Regions from separate parts of the Homo sapiens genome. Here region 2 is linked to region 1. Evidence: chromatin loops called from intact Hi-C (ENCODE). Cell type or tissue: Caco-2. All regions are shown on one strand. Links, peaks and the distances in the headings refer to the core of each region. The heading gives the core; the rest is flanking DNA. Region 1 overlaps WDR72 (WD repeat domain 72). Region 2 has its middle 270 kb from the start of LINC02490.

The links. Peaks named below come from ENCODE experiments on the same cell type or tissue, not always from the same donor. Only the 100,000 strongest peaks of a DNase experiment are listed, where the experiment ranks them.
Region 2: a loop joins it to region 1, with 2.5 times the contacts of the local background. A loop is called at or near these places in 3 of 110 quality-filtered maps.

The regions. Positions count from the first base shown.
Region 1 is chr15:53,647,259-53,662,854 of GRCh38, reverse strand. All of the region lies in intron 14 of WDR72 (WD repeat domain 72), which reads left to right. It also overlaps the pseudogene RNU2-53P. Among named protein-coding and RNA genes, the nearest start is that of WDR72, 100 kb to the left of the region's middle. In Caco-2, for the core only: no CTCF peak of the experiment used is centred there; no DNase peak of the experiment used is centred there.
Region 2 is chr15:53,377,574-53,393,169 of GRCh38, reverse strand. No RefSeq gene overlaps it. Among named protein-coding and RNA genes, the nearest start is that of LINC02490, 270 kb to the right of the region's middle. In Caco-2, for the core only: a CTCF peak has its summit at 8,555 (motif pointing left); no DNase peak of the experiment used is centred there.

The sequences.
Region 1 (15,596 bases), core at 5,266-10,265:
TGCCTTAGGTGATCCTCCTGCCTCAGCCTCCTGAGTCTCTGGTGTGAGAGGTGTGAACCACTGTACCTGCCAAGGTTGCTTTATCTTAGTCTTCTTTAATTTACAAATTTGATAAGTGTGAAATGTTATGGGTGCTTATAAGTTTCCCATTCTCCTTGTTACTAATACAGTAAAATGCTTCATGAGTTTTCTTAAGAAAAAAATTAATTTTAAGAAACCAAGTTTGAATCATACTCATTTTATGTGTGGAAAAAATGAGGGACAGTATGCCTGTGAAATTTAAAACTGTTAAAGGTTACTTTGTATTTCAGGATTTTTTTGTGTGTGGATTTTAGTAAGACACAGGTGAAATATTCTCCAACAATAGAATGAACTGTTTAAACAGGAGACTAGCAGCGGAGCTTTTTGTGTTTGGCAACATTAGGACTTTATTAGAATGCTGTATTTCTTTTTTATTGTTGTATTTGAAGCAAGTGCATATAGATCTGGGGAAAAGTTTGCAAGAGAAAAACAAATACAACAAAACATTTTGAAAATAATTCCAATTTGAAATGCTAGAGGAGTTGAATTTGTGCTGCTAGACAAACAATATCTCTGGTATAGGAAAGGAAGGCCAGAGTCATAAAGGATTTAAAGGAATACAATATCATATTCATGATGGGGAACTGCTTTTCTTAGATTTATCTAAGGATAAGACAAGATAGAACCTGTTTAAATTGCAATGGAAGGAATTTAGCATCAAAGTAGGGAATAAATAACCACCCTAAAATCATCTATATATTGCAGAAATCTTTGTAGCTTCATGATATTTTAAGGTAAAAACACCTATTTTGTTTGTTGGTTGGTTAGTTGCTTTTAAATTCTTTTTCTGCATTTCTTGTCTGTAAAATGAATAAAAGGGTAAAGTGGATTATTATTTGGGGCCCATTGTAGTATCCTGGAAATGTCTTTTCTTTAAAACTGATTTTCTGTAGAATAGGTCCCCCAGCAGCTCCTTGTGATTTGCTTTTCTAGAGCTTCACTGTCTAAAATGGTAGCCATTAAACATTTGTAGCTACTGAGTATTTGAAATGTGGTTAGTACTACATGTTAAATTCTATTTTGGTTATGTAGAATTAAATGAAATATATTATTAAAATTAATCTCACCCATTTCTTTCTCCTTTTTTTAATGTATCTACTAGGCAATTTAAAATTACAGATGTGGTTTTCATTCTATTTGTATTAGACAATGATGAACTAGACCAGGGATAAGTATTTTTCTTTTTTGTAAAGGACCTGCTATGATTTGGATATTTAACCTCTCCAACCTTACGTTGAAATTTGTTCCTCAGTGTTGAAGAAGGGACCTAAGGAGAGGTCTTTAGGTCATGGGGCATATCCTTCCTGAATAGATTAATGTAAGGATGGGAGTACATGAGCTCTATCAGTTTCCAGGAGCATTGGATGCTAATAAGAGCTCCTCCCTCTCCTGTCTCTCTTGTTTCCCTTTTCACCATGTGATCTCTGCACACATGGCTCTGGTTCACCTTCTGCCATGAGTGGAAGAAGACTGAGGCCTTCACCAGATGTCCTGTCTTCCAGCCAGCAGAATCAGGAGCCAAATAAAACTCTTTTCCTTATATATTACTCAGCATCAGGTATTCCTTTATAGCAACAGAAAAAATAGGCTTAGAAAGGACCAGATAGTACATATTTTTGGCTTTGCAGGCCAGAATTTTGCTGCTATGGGTACTCAACTCTGCTTTAGGAGCACAGAAGCGACCATAGACAATTCTTCAACAAGGGTGGTTGTATTCCAATAAAAACATTATTTACAAAAACAGGCAGTGGACTAGAGGTGATGCACTGGTTGTCATTTCCCAATTTATGATCTAGACAGTCTACTGGACTTGGAGATCATGAGGTCTGAGGAGAAATTGGCAAAATAGTCAACACCTCCCTTTTCCCTCCATATCTGTATTTTACATGAAACAACTTATCCCAACCTCTGCACTGTGTGGAATGTAATCCAAAAGAGCTTATATCAAGTCTAACCTGTGACAGAAACCGGGAACTCATATGTGTTTGGAAAACCACCCTTTGTAGAGAAACAAATTTGTAAGTAATGGCTCCCAACTTAGTTGGAATTTTTTTTAATGGAATTTTCTTTAAATAACGCACTTATATGTGCATCTTTATCTAAGCATATAAAATTGATTATAAATAAAGACTGCACTGCATTATTTACATTTTAGTTGAGCTTTCTAGACATATGGTTATATATATTTTTAACCTTTAGCTGACCTTATGGTGATGTGTCTCTGGTACCATTTGCTGAAAATTTTTATTAGAGTTTTATTCTCATACCTCTTGTAAAAAACAGCTGGTGTATTGGTAGACCACCAATTGAAAATTTGATCCCACTACTACCTATCACCTTATGAGAATGAAAGTTAGTTCTTTTATATTTTATGACACAAAAAATAACCAAAATAGAATTAGTATAGTTTCTAAATTGTGAGACTGGAAAATATCATCTGAAAATATACTTGTAAAAGTATTAAATAATAATTCATCATGGCAATACTACATGTTACCATGGTTTTTATTAAACTATCTTTATTTTAATATTAAACTTGTATAACTATAAAAAAAGAACAAATATTTATTTTAAAACAATAAATTGCATTATATAGGGCTAAATCATCCATATAGAATGAAAATTTTCCCTTTTTGATTAGTAAATTTTTGATTTATTCTTTTTAATAAAATAAGCAGCATAGAACTATTTTTCTAGTGTGGAAAATATTCTATATCAATTTTTTATAATTTTAAAAGAAAATAAATAGATTTTTATTTTACATTTCAAACACTTGATGAACAGTCATTTTCCTCTGTAAACATTGGATTAAGATTTCTGTTTTAAGTATTTTGATTTGGTGAATCTCAACTTAAAACTGTAGTACCTAAATGATAATACCCAGCCTAGGAAGATGGAATAAAGAAATAAACGTTAGGGGAGAAATCTACAAAGTCATTTGCTTTTTGAACACATAAAGTGATGCAAGTTTTTGACAGTGTATAACTGTTTACCATAAGAGTTTTATAGATAATTTTATGTAATGTAAGTTAAATAAAAATTTCTGTAATATCTAATCCTTTTTTTTTTTTATAACTGCCTTATGAAGAATTTCCCTTTTCTCATTTTGTGGCATGAGTTTAAACTTTTTTTGTTTTTAAAATATTACCTCAATCATGAAGAAAACTATGAGGAACATGTCACAGCTTCGTTTCAAAACTAATTTAGAAGGTCTGAGTGACTATGAAAAGTAGAAAATGCACCATTAAATGACTCCAGCTGTCCACCTCGCACCCAGAAGCAACTCCGAATTTCCTCACAGGACTTCAAAGCCTGGCTTGTATCTAAACATTCGTTGGCCATGTAAATCAGAGGCACAAAAGGAGAATGCTCCTATTTCATGGTGCTAGGCTAGCTTAAGTCTGGCTTTGTGCAGCACGTGCCGGTGGGGAGTGCCAGCAACGGAAGGACTCTGTTCTGACTCGTGTGACAAATGTAGTTAACACCGGATCCATATTAATGTTGTCAAGTTCCCTCGATGTATTTAAACAGATTTTAATTATTTTCAGCGTCCACAGGCCTGAAATATATAGCCTAATAGTTCTTCAAAGAAAGCTTACTTAATGTGTGAATGTAAAACCTCTCATAAAAATGAAACTTTTATATTGGCCTTAGTCATTGACATAGGTTATTCATCAAGTCAGCAATTTGTGTGGCAAAGTGCCATTTGAATAGTGTATTGTTAGGATACTTATGGTCCACTTGACAAGGGCTCTTGCTGTAAATAGTGCAATTTGACTCCAGCTGTTAAAGAGTGGCTTTGACAGCAGCCAAATAGAATGGAGATGCCTTACTGCACTGCTGAAAAATCAATATTGGGTTCTTGTTCATAGTAACCTGTTCTTTTCTCTTCTGTAGATTTATAAACGACTATTAAGGGTTTATAAGTGGAAGTTTAAATATTATTTTAACTGTAATTCACTTTAAGTTTCAAATTAAGACTTGTGATAAAGGGTACAAATGGAGAGTTTTCAGATATTATTTCCAAACCCTGGCTCATGTTTAGTCACAATTACAGTTAAGTTTAATTTGGATTCTCTAGCTTCAATAGAAAAGAATTTGTGTAAAACATGGACACAAAATTGTGTGCCTATTGTATATTGCCAGCCCAATTATTTCTTCTTTTTGATTTTCCTTATCAGTTTATCTTCCGTGTCCCTCCCCTCTTCTCTGTGTGTATACCTTTTTGTATAGATGGCAGAGTTCTTTGTGGCTGTGCCCATAGCAACACCCACAGATGTTGACAGCCAGTCATGTCCCCAGTGTTGTTTTCCTAAAGCAGAGTCTTGCTGGTTTTGAAGAATTTTCTAAGCAATTTTCAGCACTACAAGGTTGCTATGATACCTGACTGGCTGTAATAGATATTGAATCTGTTAATTACAATAACTACACACAGGGCTATTTTTTGATTGGGTTTCTCTACCATTGCGAGCTGTTATGTTCAAGATACAGAGAGGAAGTGAAGTTATATATTTAAGATGAGGAAAAAAAATGCTCCAAGGTAAAGTCTTGAAATGTAAAAAAATTTCCAGGTATAAAAACCTTTTAGCTGACTATTGCTTTCCCAGGACTACAGATATAATTTATTTAAATCATTTCTAGTTTTGGCTGAGTTTGATTTTTAGTTTTTATTGCTGTTCCTGAGAGGACATAAGTCCTCATCTAAAGTGTACTGAGCAGGATTTGAAAAAGCTGCATTTTTTAACATGGAAAATGCCAGTATAATGTGTACTTTCTCAAATGCCTTTTTCAATGAAGTCAGCTGTTAAAATAGCTATCTTCCTATTACTAATCAACTCTGCATTTATTGAATTTATGGCTGAGATAGCAACTGAAAATTCATAAAGCTGATAATATAATTGTGAGCGAAGACCTTTAAGGCTCATTCAAGGTCGGCGTTATTGTTTTTATAATTGCTGATAGGCAACCGTGATTTCTACCAGAGAAAAGGTTGGTTCTGCTTTGGGTTTAGCTGGTTTCAAAAAATGTTCTCTCTTCCATTATTTCTAAAGTAAGATTTTTCAGTGAATAAATATTTATATCATTTATTTAGTACTAAACTTAGCTTTAGATTTATTTCAGTTTCTCTCCCCCTACAATATTTCATTAACCCTATAAGAGACATAGAAATCTAAGATTATAACTTTCTTCTTGGATTAAATACTCCATTTGTAGTTATCAGTTAATTTGAAGGGGGAAGTTCTAACATAGAACGTGGAGAAAAGTTTAACATTTTAGGCATTTTAATTTTGTGTTTAGCTTGATCTAGGGACTGTGTTAGCATAATTTATTAAAGCACATCTTTACATTTGCCTTCATTTACATTAATAATTTTATAGATATTTTAGAACCTATGAATTCTGTAATCATGCTCATATATTATGCATCCAAAACTATTTAGCTTATTTAGACTTTTTTCTTCCTTATTTCTTTTTTCCTTCTTTCTTTTTTTTTTTTTTTTTTTTTTTTTTGAGATGGAGTCTCGCTCTTTTGCCCAGGCTGGAGTGCAATGACATGATCTCGGCTCACTGCAGTCTGTGCCTCCCAGGTTCAAGTGATTCTCCTGCCTCACCCTCCCGAGTAGCTGGGACTACAAGTGCATGCCACCACAACCGGCTAATTTTTTGTATTTTTAGTAGAGACGGGGTTTCACTGTGTTAGCCAGGATGGTCTCGATCTCCTGACCTTGTGATCTGCCCGCCTTGGCCTCCCAAAGTGCTGGGATTACAGGCATGAGCCACCATGCGAGGCCTGTTTTTCCTTTTTAAAAACATGTAGCCTCTCACAATTTGTTAAGATCCTGCTTCTTGTAGTACCCAAAAGATGACCCTATCCCACCTACTTAAAGAGGTTATTATTTATTGGGGTCCAAATTCACTCCAGTGGATTTGGATGCTCTGTTATTGAGCAAACTTGTTGGTTCTGATTAAAATGATTATAAATGTTACCTCTTTAAAATGTGTTTCTATTCTGTTTTTTTAATGACTAATGCACTGGATGGTATTTTCTGGAAAAAAATGATGTTTGTAGAATTCAAATGTTAACTCAAACTATTAGTTGCTTATAACTGGAAAGAAATGGAGGAGAATAAAATCTTTCTTGTTGAAAGCTGGTAATACCACTTATTGACTGAGAGTACCATGTGGACCCATTTAAAGCAATCCCAACAGGAGCACTACTTCTGTACCAATGACTTATGTTGAAACTGGCCCTAAGAGAGTAGCAAATGCAAAAAACTAACAGGAAGCAATTCTCAAAAAAGAAAGCATTTATTTTCATGGAATATTTCCCCATACTATTAAAAACAAAATGTATTAAGACTTTATCTTTATTTATTGGAACTAAGAGCATGAACTTATTAAAAAAATACATCCAGCTAACGTTCTTGCCCATTTTTCTGAATTCTGTTTTAATAGTGATGCCCTGAAGGCACCACCAGTTCTCTGCATCTCCAAATGACGTTTATTTATTTGTAATTTTTTTCATACTATATAGCTTATATAATTCTGCAAACAGCTTTAATCCTAAATTAAAATATCCTGCATAATCTTTTGGTTCAAGTGTGATTATTCCTGTCAGATATAAAAATGATCCTAACAAGCTGCTGTGAGCAGCAGGGGCTTTCTTATGCACATATTTAACTCCATGCACAATCAAATGGGACTGAAAATTGTAGTTGTTCTATGTCTTCGCATATTGCCCAAAACCTGATGACTTTTAGAAAGCCATTAAGAAAGCTTACAAAGCTGGGCACCATGGCTCACGCCTGTAATCCCAGCACTTTGGGAGGCCGAGGTGGGTGGATCACAAGGTCAGGAGTTCAAGACCAGCCTGACCAACATGGTGAAACCCCGTCTCTACTAAAAATACAAAAATTAGTCAGGCGTGGTGGCATATGCCTGTAATCCCAGCTACTCAGGAGGCTGAAGCAGGAGAATTGCTTGAACCTGGGAGGCAGAAGTTGCAGTGAGCCAAGCTTGTGCCACAGCCTGGCCCACAGAGCAAGACTCCATCTCAAAAAAAAAAACTTACAAAATGCAAAGTCCTGCTCACCTTCATTACTTTCTTCTGAGCTCCCACTAGAGGTCTCTTGTCGTTATATAAAACGTGGCCTTCTCCATTGATTCTCTGGTAGCAGATGTTTTGTTTTCCTTTTTCTTGTCTCTCAGGCCAATCTCTGTTTTACAACAACCATAGCATGACATTCATCATGTAATCAGATGGCAAAATATGGAAAGAATAGTATGGGTCCTTTCTCTTCATGTGTGATTATCTTGAGGCTCAAATGAGAAAATTATTTGACAGTTGACATCTCCCCAAATCTAAGAGGATACCTGAATCTTGAACTTTCACAAAGTTTTTATTATATGATTGTCAGTCCAAAATTGTTAATTACCAAGGACCTATCTTTTATTAAACCAGATCAATTATAAAGTCAGGTTGATAGATGGTAACAAATTGTCTTTAAGATCTCTTTTTTTTTTTTTTTTTTTTTTTTTTTTTTGAGATGGCATCTTGCTCTGTCACCCAGGCTGGAGTGAAGTGGTGCGATCCTTGCTCATTGCAGCCTCTGCGTCCCAGGTTCCAGCGATTCTCCTGCCTCAGTCTCCTGGGTAGTTGGGATTACAGGTGTGCACCACCACGCTCAGCTAATTTTTGTATTTTTAGTAGTGATGGGGTTTCACCATTTTGGCCAAGCTTGTCTTGAACTCCTGACCTCAGGTGATCCACCTGCCTCGGCCTCCCAAAATGCTGGGATTACAGGCGTGAGCCACTGCACCTGGCCAAGATCTCTTAAGCGTATCTTTATTTTATGACTTTAACATTTATGTATGCTAACGATCAGCTTAAAATATCTTGAGGCATATTTTTAGTAATTAAATTTCTGGTGTTAACAAGGATGGAATTAGTAAGATAGAAGCAGAAAACTAACAGTTCTGAGTGTGTTTTGTCAAAATTTTCACTTTTTATGATAATCCAATTAATCATGACAAATTATGCCCTCAATATACATCTGATTTAAATGGTCTACCTTCTATCTTAATCAAGATAGCTACTGAGATTAGTTACAGAAAATTCAATGAGCTGCATGGTGAGGAAGTGTCCATATAACACACAGTACCTCAGATGATGGTTTGCTTCACTGTTCTTGTGCACCTACCGCAAAGGCCCAGCTATGGGGCCACAACTTGATGTTTTTTTGCCTTCATCTAATGTTCTACGTCCATTAATTCTAGGACCAAGTTCTTGTATTTTAAAACATTGAGTTATTATATTTTATCAGACTTCAGTTTTGTAACAGGAAATAATTATCAAAATCTGTTTATCTTTCACTAATTAATAAAATCTAAGGATATGGGCCCTTACTTCTCTATCTGTATAAAGGGTATAATAAATGGGTATTTAATTCACAGACAAATCATGAAGTATAATGGGACTAAGTAATATAATCTACGAAAGTCTCGTTATGTATGAATGATACATCATATCTCTTAAATCTTTTGCAGCCCTCTTGTGGTTACCTGATGTCTTCTTGATAAATCATTTAGTATGGTTGCTTTTGATTCTTGTTTTCAGGATATACTGAATTTCATTCAGCATGAACACATACATCATATTATAATTAAAAGTTTCTTCACTTGAGAATTAGAGCAGGTTTTGTCAGTAGTTTATGAGTGATACTTGGGAAAGAACTCTAATTGATTTTTACTATCCACTGGTAATTTTGTGTTGATTTCCAGACTGGGTATATTTAAGCATAATCAAAACCTAGGAAATATCCTCTTTAATATTTCAGAATGTTCATAAAATTCAAATTTCTATTTAGTACTATTATTTTAAAATATATTATATCTCCTAAACTAGGAACTCTATTATTTTCTTAGCAAGAGTATCTTTGGAGTTATAAATTTGATTTTGACACTTATCATGTGGGGCAGGGGATGTCCCGTAAGGTTTACACATATTCTTCAGCCATAATAATTTCCAGTCTATTGAACTCACATAACTGTTTATGAAATATTATTTTCAGCTTCCACAAGCATGACAGAAAGAAAAGAAACTAAGAATGAGCATTCCATTATTATTAATCTGAGTTGCATTCATTCTTGTGATAAAAACCCAAATCAAACATCATACATTAAAAAAGATGAAAAACGTCAACTACAGGTTCAGTCCCATGACCCAGATATTTAATCCCCAACTATTTGGCCTCATTAAAGAAACTCATATTTCCACTGATGTTAGTCTTTTGCCAGAATATTTTCACCTCAATTCTATACCTTCAAGTCTAACTTCGATGTCAGTTTACCATTATGCAGGTAGCAGCCCACTTTCTGTTACTCTCTTTCTCAGCATCCTTTTTATTTCATTTTGTATCTTCTCTACCCTCTACTCCAGTGTAAGTTCAAAGGGGACAGTTACAGTTATGATAAACCTATTTTATAACTTTATCATGAAATTCTCATCACCTGGCATATCTGGCACGTGGAAGGCATTCAGAAATATTTGTGGAATAAACTCATGAACTGAAAACTACTGAAGTCTAAAACATGAAGAATAGATGGTAAGAAAGTAAAGAATGCTTCCTTTTTTGAATTGTAAGAGAAAAAAATATAAATGACTGACAGAAAAAAAAGTGTATTTATTTCGCCACCCAATTGCTTTAAGTCCAAATCAGGTTTACATGTGACTTGGTTGTACAGAGGATAGTGACCTAGCAAAAAATAGTCAATAATAGCAAAGAGGCTGTTGAAACACAGCAGCAGCCTCCACTGATATTTAGACACCAGTCTCAATTACAAAAGTTTATAAGAAAAAGTGTATTAAATAGTGGTGATAAAACTTAGTATGCCCAGCATATTAGGGAGAAATGATTCACTTTGGGTAAGGTGGGCATAGAACAGAGCTGATAAAGACTCAGAAAGGAAGATTAAGAGGCAATGTGGTTAAAATGGCTTATTATACCAACACAGTGCATATTATTACCCCATTTACTTGCCCTTAAATCTTAGACTTCTTTTTCTAATAACAAAGTTGTCTAAAATAAGCACTCAAAAATAGCCTGAGGATTGCGTTGTATATCAGGAGCCTCTACTTCCCTGAAATAATTACTTTACTAAGCCCTCCCCTCAATACAAAACCCCTGAAGCCAGCAACAATCTAATCAACAGGTTTGTAATAACTTTCAGAAATTTAAGTGTAATAAATATGAAGAGGGCTGATTTATGTTTCATTTCCCAGATGCAAAGACTAGTACAATTCTGTATCCCCCAAGTAGCAAACATTGCTTCCTGCTTTTGTACATCATTTGAAAATTGCTTAACTCACCCTCTCATCAGAGGAGAAGAGAGGGCTGATTACGTTTCAACATGTATGACATTAAATGCTTTTAGGTAGCTCATTGTGGGAAGGTAGGGTGGCATACTGGATTAGCAGCCCCAGGAGAAACTGAGCTTCATAGGATTTGTTCTTCTTCCTTTTCTCTGAAGACCCCATTTAGATTCCCATGACAAGGCTCTTCCATAATTTCTCGTACACTAGTGCTCTTCCACATGGGTGGTTCTGGTGACTCTATTCTCCACATTTCTTCCTGCCCAATCTCATGTACCAGAGATGTTCTCTTTACCTAGTCATATCCTACCTAGACTACAGTATGTGCATGTACAATTTACCATGAACATGCTAGTTAAACAATTTATATTAAACTGATAAAAACAGATGCTACATTTGATCTTAGCCAGAAGGCCGAGAAGTGATTAAACAATTTATAAATTAACTATGGACTGGGCGCAGTGGCTCACTCCTGCAATCCCAGCATTTTGGGAGGCAGAGGTGGGCAGATCACCTGAGGTCTGGAGTTTGAGACCAGCCTGACCAACATGGTGAAACACCATCTCTACTAAAAATACAAAAAATTAGCCGGCATGGTGTCGCGCACCTTTAGTCCCAGCTACTCGGGAGGCTGAGACAGGAGAATTGCTTGAACCTGGGAGGCAGGCGTTGCAGTGAGCTGAGATCTCGCCACTGCACTCCAGCCTGAGCAATAGAGCAAGATTCTGTCTCAAAACAAACAAACAAACAAACAAACAAAAACTATAGATTGCCTAATTATTTTGCCACTATTTATTTGTCTTATTTTCTCAGTTAGGCCTAAAGCTCCTTGAAAACAAAGAATTACTGTGTCTGCATGTTATGTAAGTTTTGTAGCATGGAATGCAAAACAGAATACTTTATTCATTCAGCAAGTATTCATTGAACATCTACTATGTACCAGGCACTCTTCTTGATACAAGATCATGGTGCCCATGGCACTTACATTTCTAGTGAGAGTGGATACATCGTAAACAAAACAAAACAAGACTGTCAGATAATGATAAAGGCTCTGCAGGGAATTAATGTTGGGCAGTTTGATAGACAGTCTTAGGGGTTTACGATAGCCTGGGTGGTCAGAGAACATCAGAGAAGGAGGTAGGATTTATACTGTTTGAATTGCAAGAAAGAACCAGAGATTCTCCCGCCTTTCAGAGGGGAGAATATTCTAAGGAAAGCAAACAGCTACAACAGAAGGCCTAAAGTAGGAATGAGGTTGATGTAGACAATGAAGTCAAAAAGGCCAGTGTGACTCAAGAGGAGTATGGGGGAGGGAGCATTAAGAGTCAATATTGAAAAGTGAGGGACGGACAGAATATGTTGGGTGTAATAATCCAAAGTAAGAAGCTTGACTTCCAAGTATTAAAGGGAGTCTTTTCACGATTTTACTCAAAAGGAGTAACATGATTTGATTTATGTTTTGAAAAGGTCGTTTTGTTTGCTATGTAAAAAAAAAAAAAAAAAAAAAAACTGAATTAGAGGAGAGAGTGTGTCTGGAAGAGGAGTCCATTGCTTAGTTGAAGCAAGAGAAAGAAATTGTTAGCTGGTGTTTGTTTTGTTTTGTTTTGTTGTTTGTTTTAACATCAAGTTGGCAAAAACCATGGTGTGACATATGTGCTCTAGTTGACCTATATCCCAAAGTGCCAGTGGGAGGAACCGCTTTAGATGGTGAGGCTAACCCTGTCTGTGGTATGCAGGAAGTCATATTAGGACTAAATCTTGATGGATGAATAAGATTTTGCCATAAGGAACAGCAGGTCCAAAAGCCCAGAATATGAAGATGGGGAAGAAGTAGGAGGTTAATGAGAAGTTGATATGACTGGAGATGGAATATAAAGTGAGACACAGTGGAAGGTTAACTATGACTTGTACCCCTGAAGAAAATAAGAGGAAGTCTTTGAACCTGGACTTCAACTTCTTATTTTATTTTGGTAAGAACACTTAACATGACATCTGCCCTCTTAACAAATTTTTAAGTGTATAGTACGTTATTGCTGACTCTAGGTACAGTGTTGTACAGCAGATCTCTATAGCTTACTAATTTTACTGGGCTGAAACTTTATGCCCATTGATTAATAACTTAAGCCCCTAGCAAGCACAATTCCACTCTTCGATTCTATGAATTTGACTATTTCAGATATTGCATATTGGTGTAATCAGGCAATATTTGTCTTTCTGTGACTGCTTATTTCACTTAGCATATGTCTGCAAGGTTCATCATGTTATCACATATTGCAGAAATTTCCTTTCTTGAAAGGCTAAATGTTATTCCATTGTATGTATATATCAAAATTTCTCTATCCATTCATCTGCTAATGAACTTTTAGATTATTTCCACATCTTGGTTATTGTGATGCTGCAATAAACATAGACATGCTAATACTTCTTCAGGATCCTGATTTTAATTCTTTTGGATAAATACCCAGAAGTCGATTGCTGGACCATATGGTAGTTCTATTTTTAATTTTTTGAGGAACCTCCATGCTGTTTTTCATAGCAGCTACACCATTGCATTTCTACCCACAGTGTGCTAGGATTCCAATTTCTCTACATCCTCACAAACACCTGACTTTTGTTTGTTTTGTTTTTGTTTTCATTTAATAATAGCCATCCTGAAAGGTATTGGGTGGTATCTCATTGTGGTTTTGATTTGCATTTCTTTGATAATTAATGATATTGAGCATTTTGCATATATTTCTTGACCATTTGTATATCTTTTTTGGAGAAATGTCTATTCAAACCCTTGGCTTGGTTTTTTTATTATTAGGGTTTTTTGCTATAGAGTTGTAAGAATTCTTGGACTTGGACTTTTGGGAGCAATTTATATTTGTGGTGGAAAATCTCATGAGTAACAAAAACAACCAATACAGACTTAAGATAGGGTCCTCTTTTAAAGTGTAACAACTGAATTAAGGGGATTTAACACATAAAATTGCTTTCTTTATATTTATATTGCATTTTTGCCCAGAAAAAATATTTTGCATACAATTAAAATTCCCATTAATTTAGAATAAGCCAGGGGTTGGCAATGTTTTTCTCTAAAGGATCAGTTATCAAATATTTTTTGGTTTTGTGGGCCATACAGTCTCTGGTACACCTACTCAACTCTGCGTTGGTAATGCAAAACCAACCATAGCCAACGCATCAGTAAATGAGTGTTTCTGTGTTCCAGTAATAGTTTCTTTGCAAAGAGAAGTGGTAGGCAGGATTTGGCCTACAGGTCATTGTTTCTTGACCTCTGCAATTGGCAGTGCTGTGATTAGATTGTGTTATAATTGACTATAATAGGCCACAAGAAGAGGAGTGTGGTAGCTTTCCACTGGAAAGAACTATATTTTATTATTGTCATTAAAAGATTTTCTTGTAAAGCTCCCTATTTGCTGAAAATTATAACTGGTTTTGCTCAATTTGGGAGCCCTGGTTTGTAAGCTCTCTTTTGGGTTTTCAGAGATTTTTGTCTTGTTTCTTCTGCTTCTTACTTTTTTAAGGTAGTCTACAAGCTTGATCTTGTCAATCAGTTGCTAGACATGTGAGAAGTTATTGTGGTATGGTTGTTTGAAAGAACTCATGTTCTGAGACATTTCATAAATTTTATATACTTTTTTTTTAGTGAGCATACTCTCTGGGTATTGATTTCAATTTAATAAGTATGTGTTGAATTGAATTGACTGAAATATCTGGTGGCCACACAAATATATACCCAAAATAAGTGTTTGTGGTTGGTTATTCGTTATGTGAATACACATACAAATCACTCAAAAGAGGAGAAACACTATTTTAAAAAAAATTTGTCCTTTGGTCTACTTAATGGTGAGCCAGTTCTGGCTAAGTTGTTTTTCCTTCAGACCTATACCTTTCCTGACCTCTTGGCCAATTATAAGCTTGTTAGTATGATGTTTAGAAAGCATCAACTTGATACTGCTGATTTCAGTGTCATAGTTTGGGAAGCAAAGGTGTTTGGAGTAAGTAAAATTACATGTACATACCACATCTCTTTTAATTAGTTTTCATCTCCAGAGGGTGAGTACAGAGTAATTTAGTAACACATACTTGTTATCTTAATTGACAAAAACATATAGAGAAAGAGGTGAAAACAAATGGAAGGAAATAATTGCTATTTAAAGAACACATGAGACAAGTATCTTTCCTGCTACGTAAAATTTGGCTTATTAATGAATTTTTTGGATTTGATATTGAGAACTTTTATTCTACTAGTGACATTGAATTTTTATAGGATGCAGAATAGACCAAAATTGGATCATGACGTGTCTATTCAAACAGACGTGCCATCTGTCAGAGGTGGGGAAGTTAGGGGGAATTTGTTTCTGTGTCTTCTAGTAGTTTCCAGAGAAAGTATAATGCACGTAAGCATGAGAAATCACATTTCATGTAGTGGAAGGAGCACTGGACTAGGAGTAGTCAATCTGGGTTTTAATTTCAACTTTGGCATTTCAGTAGTTGCATTGATTAAATGAGTGGCTATATGACATTGAATCAGTCACCAGGCCTCTCTTGTTTCCACCTGTCTGTCCATGTATATATTGATATCAATTTGGAAAACATCTAGATCAGAATAGGCTATATTATGTTCTAGTAACAAACAATGTCCCAAATCTCATTGGCTAAAACAACTCAAGTTTATTATTTCTTATTCACTCAATGTACCAACCTGGGGTCAGAAGGGGTCTCTGCTCTTGATTGTTACACAGAGACAGAGCTAATGAAGCAGAAGCCGTATGCTGGGAAAAGGTGGAGAACTGTAAGCATTTGGTAAAAATACCGATGACTGAGGAGAGGGAGCATGAGAGAGGAAAAAAATACTAATGATTGCACAGATAATTTGTAGGGCTCTATATAAAATTATATGAAATTTTGTGGAAAAGTGTGGTTTCTCTTTAGATTCCTGCTTCAGGAAGTTAAGGATCTCCTTAGGTGTTATAATTATGGATGATCTAATTTTCTTTTGATTATCTTTATTATTGAATTCTTTGTAAACAGTATTAGTATTGTTTATTAAAGGCAAAAATAATATAGGAAAGGCTATTTTTAAGTAATGAATCTCTTTCAAATGTCCTTTGCTTATCTTACTTTTTAAAAATTTATGA
Region 2 (15,596 bases), core at 5,931-10,930, 270 kb after region 1:
ACGAAGATACTAAGCCCTTTCCTTCAGTCTCAGTAAAGGACAAAAGTATTCATTTATTCCATGCCCTTGTTGCACAAATTATCTTATTTAATCCTTACTAGTCTGTAAGGAAAGTTATAATTATTATAATTTTACAAATACAATTAAGACTCAGAGACATCAAGTAACTTGTTCAAGGTCACACAGCCAGTACATGGCAGAATCAAAATTCAAACCCATATTTTATTGACTCTACCTTACACTTTTTTCCTCAAAAGGACAAAGTTTTCTTTTCCTAGAATCCGCCCAAAATGCATGTTCCTTTTGGCCATCTTCCCACACACCTGTCCCCAAAACATAAGTAAGGTATTTCTATCAGTATAATCTTTGAGGCTTCCAATTACTTTTTTAGGTTATTAGTATAATTCTTAGCCTATCTCCGCTCATCTACTGATTCATTTTGCAGGTATTTTTCTACTGTTTGTGCTTGAATATCCTGTTTTCTCTATTAGGGCTAAGAGTTATAAAGATATGCACCATAACTAACCTCCAGCACACATTGATCCTCAAAGAACCATGTCAGTAATGCATGGGATGAATGGCACAGTGTCCCCTAAACTTGAGAGGTTAGCTCTGACTTGGACACAACATTAAATACGTCTCATTCTGTTTTTTGAGTTTCCAAAAAGCAAAAGTTCACTCAAACCACTTCCAAACAAAGAGGGAGATTTATGCATTTTCAGAGAGGTTTCATGGGCCTCAGTAAAGCTGTACAACTGTGCTTCCGGAAGGCACAGAGCTGGGGCTGCTCACACAACCAGCTTCTCTCTCTTTCTCTCATAACATCTCCTCCCTGGTTGCTACACTTTCTTCTTTTTCTGATGATAAGCTGCCTCATCTTGCACATAGCCAGTAATTGTTGCCCCAGACAGATTCCTATAAAAGCTTTTACCTCTAGCAACCTCCCACCCCCACAACTGGCAACTTTTCATTCTATTTATGAAAGAAAATCTGATTTAGCCAGCTCATCTTTTCAAGACGGGACATACAGTCCTAGGTCGCTGACTAGTTTATGGATGGGCATCTCTAGGTTAGAGGTACCCCTAGTCCAATGCATTGCAGGGGGAGGGATGCAGATCTCCTCATTCACCACCTACTCTTTCTAAAAGGAGATATGCTGATGAGCAGATATCAAGAACTCTGTTGAATGCTCATATATTCAATTTCAGGTCTCTGTCTTCATGAGGTTTGCCTTCCCATCTCTTTTCCAAAGCACAAAGAGAGATTAGGTCCTCGACCTCAGCCTGACTTCTAATTAAATTTCAGCCATTCGCAGTGAGGATGTTGATAGAGGAAATGGGGTCACTTCATATAATAAATGGTAGTCATAGAACCTAAATGTAAAGGTACAAATTAAAGAGATTGTTTGAGAGGCAATGACTGTTACATGACATTAGTTTCAGCCTTGTTCTGGCAAAAGGAATTTCAGGCCATAATCTATACAGAGCCACTCAACTGACCATTTGGAGAACAGTTTGGAGTTTTTAGTTTGGCTCAGCCTGAGACTTGATAAATGGATTGATCTCTCATAGGTTGAATTCTGCAAGGAAAATGCTTGAAAAAAGTCTAGCTACCAAGCTAGGATTTGGTGTTATTTTAGTAACTAAATTTGATGAACAACGTGGTCATCTGTTAATATCTGGAGATTTATATAAAGACACTGAATTGGCCGCTAGCACATTAACCATTAATACTTTATCAATACAGCGGTGGAATAGAGAGGACTTAAAACATGTTACTGTAACCCAAAATGCACGTCTCACATCCGTTTCAATATTCGCTTTGCAATTCCGTTACTGATTGTCTCTGACAGCAGGGGTAGTCCAACTTTATGGGCAGTCTTTTCGTTTTATGGAGCTTTTCATGTGAAATATTAGAGAGTTGGTATTAGCGATTTCATAGACACAAGTTCTATCATTCATAAATCTTTTATCTTAAAATTGAAAGCATTTACTTTAAACGTGTTCTACAAATCTTTCATGGGAATAGAAGGTCATTTATGCACTATATGTGAGGTGACTGGACGAAGTATACTTTATGAAGTCTTTGGACCATTAACTCTAGATTTTTATTTTTCTTCATTTAGAAAAATGATACCTTTGAATGTTTTAATAGTATGATGGGAAAATCAGCTTCAGTGAATTTTCTCTTTGTGGTCACTGAGGTAGGTCATGAAGGTGATTGAAGTCTCCCAGCAGACTTTTAAATACTTGAAACTGAAAATATTTAAGGGTGTACCAAATGACTAGTGCTTTAATTTTTATTTATATTCTATTTTTGCTGTGGTTGTGATTATAGCCTCACCAAAGCGGGTGATCAGTAATGAATGTGTCCTGTTGGCAGATCCCTCCAGGGCTCTGATTCAATCTTTTGAGTTATGGGATGAGGACAAAATGAACTATTTTTCAAGCTTGTAAATATGTGACAAATGACAGTGCAAGAACTATTGATTCCAATCACAGTGATACAATGTTTCATAGTCAAGACTGACTCTGGCTTTACAAATTACTTGCAAGTTGAACAGTAAACCCATGCACAACATGCTTCAAACTGGATCAATCTTCAAGAATATTTGTGTCACTATTCACAAATTCCCAAATTGAAATGGACTTTTCTTCTATTTTTACATTAAAAGGGTGCTGCTGAGTTTTCCCTCAATCTTAAAAAAGGATGAGAAAAGCAGAACCTTTATAAAATTTCCAGTGACACTAGGCATATTTATCTGTGTTTATCCTTATTAGTTAAATGGGCATAAGCCAAATATAATTGAGAAAGGCCTCTTAAGAATATGAATGGTAAAACAGCTAAACATTCATAGGTACTGCCTAGCTCAGTGCTCAAATCCTATTCAAACATATCTGGAGACAAAAAGAAATTCAACTGATTGGAATATGAGACACTCCAGTAGCCAGCCATTGTGTTCCTGTTTGGGGCAATTGGATTTGACTCTTTTTGAAAATGTCCCTAACACAACAGGCATTTATATGTAAAGATGGACTCTCTTAAAAACCTCTTCCTTTGGATCCTGAGCTCTTCTGTGTTGAAGAAAACTTTTCCTACGTCCCCACTATACAAACCCAGTACATTACACTTTTGCGGGGGGGTGATGTTGGGGGGCAGAAGTCATTTTTGCAGCAATTGCTCAAAGGCAGCATCTGTACATCCCCCCACAACTCCCACCCCCACTCCCACTGTGGAGCACCATTTTAAACTTGCCCTCAGGTTGTCATGGCATATTTTATGCAGGACTGACCTTAGCGGAGACTCTGCATGCTGATGTATTATTGACCTTCTTCCCCACTGCTTACTCAAACAGGCCATCTGGGTACCAGGACGGTACAGGAAATATGTCCAACTTTCCAGACCAAGATAAAAATAAATAAAACGGAGTGGGGTGAGGGAAGGAAGGCTCTTTAGCTCGCACTGTGGATGCGTTTATTCAGACATAATTGGCGTGGATCTGGCCAAGGCACAGTTTCCTTCTTTGTCTAACCCACTGGCCCCCTAGCCCCTCCCCTCATTGTTCATCTCCATCAAAGTGTGATGAGCCACTAAGCAAGAAAGGAGGGCAGAGACGCGGCAAAACCACCACCAGCCCCTCATTACGCTCACACTTCTGGAGACGCTGGAATTAGCTAGGGTGTGTGTGGCCGCTGAGTTCAGCAGATGACCCGATCTCAGCCCAGTCCACACTAGGGGGACCTGCTTCTTCCTTCCACTCTCTCCTCAGCCTGCAGTAGGTGCTAGGTATCTGAGACCCGAGAGCCAGGTTATTGTGGCTGGGGTTTTGACTGGTGGAACAGCCCTCAGCTCTCACCCAGTTGAGTCACAAAGGACCCATCCTTGCCAGGCCAGGCCGGGACATCTACAGCCTCCCCAGGGAATTTTTCCCAGGCTGGAATCCATTTTTAGCAGCTTCACTTGGTTGATCAATGGCTTCCACTCAATGGGCATATTGACAGGAAACTAGTTCAGAATGTCAGATAAAGTTCATAGCCCACCGCTCTCTAGGCCCCAAAGAGAACCATGAGTTCCCTGCAGTACAGGAACACCACCAAATGCGGGGGGGATTCTGTTTAACCTCAGTTCCTGGTCTTCAAAAGGCTTTGTTTACTCTCTTTTTCTGGAGGAAAGTTCTGTTTGTGTACAGTTTAGTTAAGGAGAATAAAAGACATTGGACACAATATTCAGCACGGTTGTTTTTCCTAGCATAGAAATGCAGTAGCCATTAGCCAAGAGCAAGACACCACCTCCTTTGAAGCCTTCTCTGCCCCCTGTCCCCACCTACTCCCTCTCCTCTCCTTTGTTCTTCCATGACACTTCGTAGACACCATTAAAATAGCCTCCTTAATAGAATTTGTTGTTCATCTATGTCTACCCTTTTGAAAGTACAAAGGACTAAGACTGTACTTTAATCATCTATGCCAAGTCAGCCCTATGCCTGGTATACAGGACAAACTCAATAAATATTTGCTGAATACATGACTAGTCACTATTTCGAATTCAGCAGTGTACCAAGCAGTTAAGTTAATCATCACAGTCATCTGAAGAGCTATATACTACCCTTACCTCCATTGTACAGATTAGAAAATTGAGGCCCAAGAGGCTAAATAGTAGCTAGAAGAATGTGAGCCAGGATTTTCATTTGGTCAGTATCATTACATGGCCTGGGTTCTAGCTGCAATGCCACACAATAATGAATGAATGCTCATACCTCTCTTTCTATACAAACAGGAAATGCATGTTTCCATTTTTGGAATAAGTAAGGATGGTTCTATTTCATCACTGGGTTTATTGAGTTTGTGACAGTTCCTCAGCATCTTTGGGGAGATAGAATACAAATTGTAAAATCCAGCCAGGCTCTGTTCTATTTGTTCAGGCTTTTTTACGGCAGCCAAATTGAGAGGCACAAGCACAGATTTAGGATATGCATTGCCTGTGTCTTCAGCAAAGCGGACTGGTCTGTGGCATACAGGCCCAGTGGGTCAGTGGATATTGTTGTTTTAACACGCAGATTCTTCAGCATACAAACTTCCTCCAGGTATCTCCTCTTGGTAGCAGTGTGACTTTGAATCAGCAAAATGAAACCTCTCTGACCCTCAGTTTCCTCATCTATAAAATGGGATAAGTAAATGGTGTTTTCCTTACCAGAATGCTGTAAGGAATAAATGAGATGAGACATATCGAACACTTACCACAGTAACTGGTGCACTTTTAGGAGTTTAATTAATGATGGGTATCTTTATGACATTCAAACATCTGAATATTTGAATATCTTTGAATACCTATTCAAAATAAATAAAAATTACCAAGGATAACGTAGGCAAGATAATGAACAAAACATAAAAGAGATAAACATATCTGTCTCATGCACAGTGAACTACACACTTAAAATGATTAAAATAGCAAATGTTATGTACAATAAATAAAAAATAAAAAACTCAGCATGCATCAATCCAATGAAGACCTCACAATAAAACCTCAACGTACATCAACGCAAAAACAAACCAAAACAAAAAACCCAGAACAAAACTGCTAATGCTGTGGAAAATTCTAAACATGCAAACTGATATGTTTTTGTTGTTGTTAACATTTAATGCTGCTAAACGTTTCAATTAAAATCATTTTGTGCCAAGTAATGAGAGCATTTAACCAAATTTTTATTATATTGCTTGGACTCTTTCATATTCTCTTTGCATTGCCAAGAACTAAATAGGCGCTCAAAGAGGTTTTTATTAGTATACATTTTAGCACATTTAATGTTTTCAAAGCACATATTTTATGACATTTTCATCTCGACTCATGGAAGTTAATGTGTCTCATGGTCTGGGACAAGCGGTGAGTTTGGTGTGGTGCCTTGCTGAGGGTCTGTGGTTGCCTGTCTAGAAAAGCCTGACTGCCTGTTTAGAAAAGCCAGACTTACCAGGCTTAGGAGAACAAGGGCAGAGCTTCCCACTGAAGACCTAGACACGGCAATGCACTGGCTGCCTCCAACCTGTGGCTATCAGGTCCCCATTTCACATACCCAGCCTGCTTCTCCCTTAACACACTGAGTTGTCTCACAAATAGTAGCGTTTGCCATCCTGACACCTCTGTTATCTGAAGTCAGGACATGTGACCTAACTTTGGTTTGGTTTGACTCTATCTGAGGAATGGTAAGAAGGACCAAGAAAGCTTCCAATACTTCCAAGGTTAAGACCAAGGGACGAGATGGAGAACTGTGGGAAGAGGGGTGAAGTGCTAGCCTTACAGCATGTTAGAAGCCCTCCCTGTGTCCAAGAAGACATCTCTAGCCTTATATTGCAAAATGACGAGCACTCAGCAACATCAAGAGCCTTCTTTGCAGAGATTTAAGGCAAGCACAGGACCTAAAATTTCAGGTGGGCCAAATAATCACCGATCTAGAATGCTGCTGCAAGGAGTTAGGTGATGGGGGCACAGTTTCCTGGGCTGTCTAACACAGGGTGAAAGCTATGTGTTGGAGACTATTTATCTGAAAGCCATACATAAGATGGAATTGGGTGGGAGTGGTAGAGGCCAACCTGAGGTAGTAAATGTGGCCATATTTAAAAGATCCCCAGCCAGACTCCTTCATCCCTGACTTTACAATTTACTTCCAAGCTACCACTCGGGGGTCTGCATTTATCTACTCCCCTCCCTTCATCCAAGCTGAACATAGCAATGGCCTCTGTCTTTCAGACTTGAGATTTCAATATCATCTTCTACTGTTTCTTATCCCACAGTAGCCGCATCTATCTGATTGCCATTTACGTAGACATTCTTGCTAATTCATTTAATTTTAACAGTGTGCTTAACATCATATGATGAACCCCTATCATCTGTGTGCTGTCATCTCCAACCACACTGCCAAACCCCTCATCTAGACCCAGATTACGTCTCATCTGGTTGACTTCTGCCTCTTCCCTTTTCCTCTTTGGGCCTCTATTCATCAAATTTCACTACCCGTCTAGCAAATGTACAGAGCACAGAGAATTGGAATATTAGTACCAGGCAGGGCCTTGAAATTCATCTAGTCCAACACTTTTTATTTATTAAAGAGGAAACTGAGGCTCTGAGAGGTAAAGGCACATAGGAAGGGGGATGAACTTTAAAAGCAGACCTTCTGACCTCCACAGGGGGACTCTCCTACTTCTCTATTGTCCTGTGTGAATATAACCTACCACAATTCTGCCAGCCAACAAAGCACAAAACCAGGACCCACAGAGCTGGAAACAAATAGTCTAAACTTGCTGCTTAGTAAAAATAAGAAAGTCAAATTTTGTATAATGTGTATCCATACCTAGGTAGATACTCCTTGGCTTCCTTCCATTAGAGCCCAGGGCCACCATCTAAAGAACCACTTGACACATTAAAGTGAGGGTTGACAAACTACCGTCCATAAGCCAAACCAGCCAGCTGCCTATTTTTGTAAGTAAAGTCTTCTTGGAACACAGTCATGCCGACTTGCTGATATATTGTCTATGGTTGCTCTTGAGCTACAATGGTGGTGTTGAGCAGTTGTGACAGAGACTGTGTAACCTGCAAAATCTAAAATATTTTCTATCTGGCCTTTTACAGAAGATGTTTGTGGAACTTGTGTTAGACCATTGCAGCTTTATGCAGAGCCAAAATGGATTCTACCTCCCGTGTAAGGGAATTCTGTGAAACTTGTCCAAGGTGGTGGCTGGTTGGCTTAGAGTTTGTGGCCACAGCCGGTTGTCGTCCTTATCTTCACATCTTTTCTTCCTAATTTGTAAGTTCCTCTGATGCCAGTTCATTCCAAGTCTTTTGCAACTCTGCAGGCAGAAGCTCACAGATATGATTCCACCTGCCAGTACTCCACCACCGTCTTCTAACGGCCTCTCTGCCTCCAGTCTAAGGCCTCCAAGTTGCCTCCCATGCAGCTTCCTGCATGCCTCTTTATGTACTAACTCTCCAGGACATGTACCCAGCCAGGTCACCCTGCCCCATGCTGAATGTTCCAGTGAATATTCTTACCCCACTGCCTCAGGTAAGGCCGCTTCACCCACCTGCTCATCAGAATCTCGGGATGCTTTTTAAAAGCACGTATGTCTAGGTCTCACTTCAAAAGCACTTAATCTGAAAAGCATATATTCTTTTGCATGTCACTTCCTTAGAGAAGTCTTCCCTGCCTGTTCCATCTGAAGGAGAGTGTCACCAATGCCCTCTATTTTATTCAGTGTTATTTCTTTGTTTTGTTTCCTTAATACCATGTATCAGGATCTGACAGATTAGAATATTTGTTTACTTCTTTATTGTCTATCTTTTCACCAAATAATATGAGCTTCATGAGAGTATGGACAGTATCCTGAGCACCAAGAACAGTATGACCCATAGTGAGGCCTCTAACCATCTGTCCCACCTGTTTGGGTACTCTTCCCTGATGTGGCCCCAGCATTCCCTCTGGCTTACCTGTCCAGCTTTAACCTCTCCTGTTTCCATGCTCAGGTTCCCCCTCTACCACCCTCTTAGAGTGGCCCAACTGCACAGTGCCACCTGCAGGCTGCTAGGCTGCCAGGCTGCCATGCCGTGGTCCTATCACCTCCTCTATCTTTAATATCCTCTCCTCCACATCAGCCTGGGAAGCCCATAAATGCTCCTTCATAAGCCACTTCAAAGTCACCTCCTTCCCTGAGCCGTGTAAGCAGATGTGATTACCTCCACCTCGGAGCCAGCAAAGTGCCCCTTATAGAGAATCCCATTGCTGTGGCTGTTTAGTACATGAAGACCTGTTGTCACTAAACTGGAGGCTCCCTGCAGGCTTTCACTTCTGTATTCCCAGAGCCTAATGGTATACTTGGCAATATTGAATCCTAAATAAATGTTTTTTGAATAAAATAAGAGATGGGTGAAAAAAGAAGGTAACGAAGTAAGGGAGTAAGGGGAGAGGGAGGTTGAAGAGAGGAAAGAAGGGACAGAGAGAGGTAGAGAAAGAAGAGAAGGAAAGATGAAGAAACCAACTTCTCCCATGGAGTCTTCTGCCTCAGTGCTCATGGTTTGGCGCTGCCTTGCTAAACCGGCTGGCTCTATGTTGTAAAGCTAAGACAGCAGCCCCAGGGACATGATCTGCTCAGTGGTTTCTTTTTAACACTCTACAGTTTGTCTCTGCAAAATCTTCTTGCAGATGTGGCCAAGAGGAAGAAGGGAAGGGTCTCCTTCAGCAGACAGTGTGATATTTGAAAAACCATTTCCTTGCATGCCTCCAAATCACAGGCCTGGTAACATGGCAGAGTTCTTTGCCGTTTTGCTTATGGCAAAGAACACTGCCAGTGGGGGCCAGGAAGCCTCAAAATTAACTGGCTTCCAGTGCTTTTACAGATCCTTTGCTCTTCTCCAAGGTGTAACAAGATTGTCATTTGTGGCATTGATGTGGTTTGTATGTTTTTCCTCTCCAAATCTCATGTGGAGTTGTGATTCCCAATGTTGTAGGTGGCACCTGGCAGGAGATGATTAGATCATGAGAGCAGATCCCTCTTGAATGCTTTAGCACCATCCTCTTGGTGATGAGCGAGTCCTTCCTTCCTAAGTTAATTCACGTCACATCTGGTTGTTTAGGGCTTCCCCCTCCTCTCTCTCTTGCTTCTGCTTTCACCATGTGAGATGCTGGCTCCTCTTTGCCTTCTGCCATGATTGTATGTTTCCTGAGGCCTCACCAGAAGCAGATTCTGGCACCATGCTTCCTGCACAGTCTGGAGAACCATGAGCCAGTTAATTGTCTTTTCTTTATAAATTAACTCATCTCAGATATTTCTCCATAACAATGCAAGAACAGACTAACATATGCATTGAGTGTTTTAATTAAATATTTTATGACACCCTTAGGACGGACCAAGGTGAGAAACTAATACAGGAAATTTTTTTTCAGATGGAGAAGTATTGGAAATTGTTCTTCTCTATATTGAAACATTGTCTTCTCCAGTAAATAGGAATTTTCACTTATGTCAAGGATGCATACAAGAGAGAACAGAGAGCCTGCTAGTGAGGAACTTGCATGCACTCTGAAGGGCATTTTGCATATGGCTATTTCTGATAATATACCTTTGAAAATACAGCTCTATTATGGATGCATTTCATTAGTGAAAAAGGGGACATTTCTCTGTATTAATGAAATAGAGTTAAGTTCCAATCATATGAACCTGCCATAAATATACAGTTCTAACTGATAGAGTTTTTACACTTTCATTGATGATAAAAAATGGCTTCCTGATTAAAAGAGAAATTCAAGCTGCTTCTTAGAAGAATAGTTGGGAGGAAAAGGAACATAAAATAAAGATGTATTGCAGAGGATAGCAGACCTATGCAAGTTTCACATTTTTCTTAAATGCACATGACAGGGCTCCAGTAGAAAGCCCCCTGGGAAATAATTTACAGTGGGTGAAACCAAGGCTCAGACAAGTTAATTGAACTTGCCCTGAGTCACTCTACAGATTTGTAGTGGGAATAAGATTTGAACCCAGAGCTACTGAGTTACGATGCTTTTGCCCACCTTAGAAACATCCACAATATACAGGGACATCGGGAACACGATTGCACTGGAAAACCTGGCTGCTACAGTTGAACTCTACTGCTAATTCTGCTGGGCCATATCTCACAGCACCCTGGTCATGTATTGAGTTGTACTGTTGACTGGTCATTGTCATTCTCCTCCCAGATGTGCAATAAGGCTGCAGTCATTTATTTATGCAGTTTTTTTTTTTTTTTTTGCTTTAATGCTATGTTTTTTTTCTTTTTAGTTTAAAAAGAAATTTTAAAAGGAAACCTTGTTATATAGTTAAATTTTTCTAATTTGGGCCCCATTAAATCCAGGACTTGTGGTAATTGTACCCAAACAGAAGTTTTGTATTGTTTTTAACTACAAACCACTGCTCAAGGAAATAAAAGAGGATACAAACAAATGGAAGAACATTCCATGTTCATGGGTAGGAAGAATCAATATCGTGAAAATGGCCATACTGTCCAAGGTAATTTACAGATTCAATGCCATCCCCATCAAAGCTACCAATGCCTTTCTTCACAGAATTGGAAAAAACTACTTTAAAGTTCATATGGAACCAAAAAAGAGCCCACATCGCCAAGTCAATCCTAAGCCAAAAGAACAAAGCTGGAGGCATCACCCTACCTGACTTCAAACTATACTACAAGGCTACAGTAACCAAAACAGCATGGTACTGGTACCGAAACAGAGATATAGATCAATGGAACAGAACAGAGCCCTCAGAAGTAATGCCGCATATCTACAACTATCTGATCCTTGACAAACCTGAGAAAAACAAGCAATGGGGAAAGGATTCCCTATTTAATAAATGGTGCTGGGAAAACTGGCTAGCCATATGTAGAAAGCCGAAACTGGATCCCTTCCTTACACCTTATACAAAAATCAATTCAAGATGGATTAAAGACTTAAACGTTAGACCTAAAACCATAAAAACCCTAGAAGAAAACCTAGGCAATACCATTCAGGACATAGGCATGGGCAAGGACTTCATGTCTAAAACACCAAAAGCAATGGCAACAAAAGACAAAATTGACAAATGGGATCTAATTAAACTAAAGAGCTTCTACACAGCAAAAGAAACTACCATCAGAGTGAACAGGCAACCTACAAAATGGGAGAAAATTTTCGCAACCTACTCATCTGACAAAGGGCTAATATCCAGAATCTACAATGAACTCAAACAAATTTACAAGAAAAAAACAAACAACCCCATCAAAAAGTGGGCAAAGGACATGAACAGACACTTCTCAAAAGAAGACATTTATGCAGCCAAAAAACACATGAAAAAATGCCATCAGAGAAATGCAAATCAAAACCACAATGAGACACCATCTCACACCAGCTAGAATGGCAATCATTAAAAAGTCACGAAACAACAGGTGCTGGAGAGGATGTGGAGAAATAGGAACACTTTTACACTGTTGGTGGGACTGTAAACTAGTTCAACCATTGTGGAAGTCAGTGTGGCGATTCCTCAGGGATCTAGAACTAGAAATACCATTTGACCCAGCCATCCCATTACTGGGTATATACCCAAAGGACTATAAATCATGCTGCTATAAAGACCCATGCACACGTATGTTTATTGCGGCACTATTCACAATAGCAAAGACTTGGAACCAACCCAAATGTCCATCAATGATAGACTGGATTAAGAAAATGTGGCACATATACACCATGGAATACTATGCAGCCATAAAAAATGATGAGTTCATGTCCTTTGTAGGGACATGGATGAAATTGGAAATCATCATTCTCAGTAAACTAGCGCAAGAACAAAAAACCAAACACCCCATATTCTCACTCATAGGTGGGAATTGAACAATGAGATCACATGGACACAGGAAGGGGAACATCACACTCTGGGGACTGTTGTGGGGTAGGGGGATGGGGGAGGGATAGCACTGGGAGATATACCGAATGCTAGATGACGAGTTAGTGGGTGCAGCGCACCAGCATGGCACATGTATACATATGTAACTAACCTGCACAATGTGCACATGTACCCTAAAACTTAAAGTATAATAATAAAAGGAAAAAAAAAGAAAAGATGAACTAAGCAAATTAATAGCATAAATAAATGACATATTTAAGTTATTTAAATATAACCATGTATTTTTTTAAATGTTGGCAGGGGATGGTTTGCAATGAATATGCTGCATAATAATAATAACTGCCATATACCAAGTGTCTGTTCCAAAGAAAGAATAAGAGATAACGTAATGTATCATCAACTTTGGTCTCTACAAAAAGCCTGTAAGGTAGTCCAATTTTATAGATAAGAAAACTAAGGAAGAGATTAATTGACTTATCCAAGGTCCTTCATCAAGGATTCAGACCCAGGTATGTCTGGCTCCAAAGCCCATTTTCTCCTCTGGATGCTGCATTGCAAAAATTTCTGATCTTCCGCAGGTCCCGGACCCTTACAAGAATCTAATAAAAGGTGAGAAACAGAACACACTCATAATGTTGCATGATTTCCAGAGGTTTTCCAACTAAAGAACCCTTGCACTACTGCCAATTTATAAACTTCTCCCTTTCTGTTCACAAAAAATCATCATCCAGCACAAATCATTTTGTTAATCTTATGTTTTCTAGATAGCTGTGTATTGGAAAGCAACACCCATGTTTATTTACAAATAGATTAAGTCTGACTTTTAATTAATTCCTTCTTAGTTGATGTTAATAAAGTTGTATTCTACAAAGATAGAGTTTAGTATATCCTTAACAATAATTGACAATTTACCCAACTATTTTATTTTAGGCCATATCCTGATTGTGCCTTGAATTGATCCAATGCAAAGCTGGTTCATTGTGACAGTAGAGTGGCTCCTGTATGTTCCAGATCAGAGGTTGCAAACTGGAGACTGAATGCAGCGCTGGGTAGAGCCATACTGGAGCCTGAGACAAAAGAAAGTAATGCTAATACTGATTCCATCTTCATTTTAAGATTTTGATTTTTTTTCAAAATGAAGTTTTTGCTTTAATTTTGATTTTACCATATTGCATTAAGATATTATTTATTTTGATTGCTAAATGTTTGGGTGCTCCCTTAAATTTACACCTGAGATGGGCAGCTCATTTACCTCACCCTAATCCCCATCTTGGGTGAAGGAAGGGCTAAATGTGGCCACAGGAGTGGTCTTAAAAGTAGGACATTTCCCATGAAAATCAGTATTTCTGGCATCCCTTGTAAAAATCACAATACCTGGCAATATTGGACTTGTATTTCCACAGGGCAAACCTCAACTATGGTTTCCTGTCAATGGCAGCTGCCTCCAATGGCGGGGGTTGGGGGGTGAGTGCCCTCCTATTCTCTGAAGCCCCCTGGCTCCCTCTCAGTTCAGTTACCTGGTCCCTGTAGGCATTTGAATTGAGCATTCTGGGGCTAGACCAGGTGGAGAATGTATAAATGTTCATCTCTAACCTTCATAAAACTTGTTCAGCCATAGCCTGTAACATTCTTTCAGGATTACCAATGTGCCACCCTTGACATTAAATCAGAAGATAAGCTCACTGCCAGAAAGACCCTAGGGAAAACACCATTGACCGGCATTGAACCATCATCAACTGCAGTACTGAGGTTGCATGTAACATGTTGTTCATGCCAAGCAAAAGTGTTATTTTTTCATTTTAAGGACTTAAGCTACTTTTATTATCCCTAAGATTTTTTGAGTGCTTACAACATGCCTAACTCTGCGCTGAAAGCTTTACATATATGGTATTATTTAATTATTATAAGAATAGCATGAGATGCAGTAATATCCCCATTTTATAGGTCCAGAAACTGAATTACTAGAAGGTTAAGAAAATTGCCCAAGGACATATAGGCAATAGGCAGAGGAATCTGAACTCAAACCCAAGATGGATGACACCAAAACCCTATGCTTCTTCCCACTATGAATGCTGCCTCTCTGTGCCCTGCTGTTATCTTTAATAATAGACAACCTGCCTCCTAACTTCGCTAATTGCTCTTTGCTGTCAGTGATGTTAACGTTTCACAAGCACATGGAATTTGATCCAAGTGCATACAACAGCTGCCTATTGTATTAAATTCACTTTAAGAGCCTATGTTCCTTGTTTTTGTGCCTTTTTTTTATACCAGATTAATTTTTCAGAGGTTAATCACATGGCACTTATTTTAATTATGCCTTTCTAGTCACAACAAATGACAGCATTTGACTTCTTGTAGCCTTCCTTTGTATTGTGTGACCAATGAGATTATTAATAAATGCTTTTTTATTATGTAGTCATGCTGTAGGTGCCCACAGGGTATGGGCTGGCCTCATGTATTTTATTCTGGGTGCAGTGTCAGCAGGGCCTTGCGGATTTGCTAATGAGCTAAATCCGGTTAGTGCCACATGCCCTGGACTGCCAGAGATCTTTTAAATACATCATTGCTCTCAGAGACTCAGCTGGGTTCAGTATGAGAGAGATTAACTTCTCATTCCAATTAACAGAGAGTCATACTGCTGGAGAGAGGGTTGCTTATGTAGCCCCAAACCTAGGACCCTCTGACTGATGAACTACTGACCAGTCAACAACAAACCCGGACTTGTGAAAGGATGGCCTCAAGAAAGGATTTTTTTATTATCATTATTTGTTTTGTGTCTGCCTTAGAGGCCACCATCTCCTTAATAGGGTGGGCAGTGGGGAGGGGGAGAGGCTGTTTTGTTTCCCATGTGGACAGCAACTGAGCAGGAAAAATATATTGACTTCTATCTAGAATAATGGAGGGTTAAAAAGCAAGGGAGTGGAGCATTTAAAATCAACTTGAAATCAGGTATTTATAATCCTTCACCAGATTCCTCCCACAAAATAGTGGGTGTCAGTGCTATTTTAAGTTCTATCTTTTATTTTTTCAGATAAGAGTAACGCCAGCTAACAATGATTGAGCACTTACAGGGTCCAGCACTCTTAGAATTGCTTTATGTATATTAATTAATTTAATGCTCACAACGACCCTTGGACAGGGATACAATTATCCTTCTACACTGCACTGCTCCAAACAAAATTCGTGAGATAATGTCTTTGTTCATCT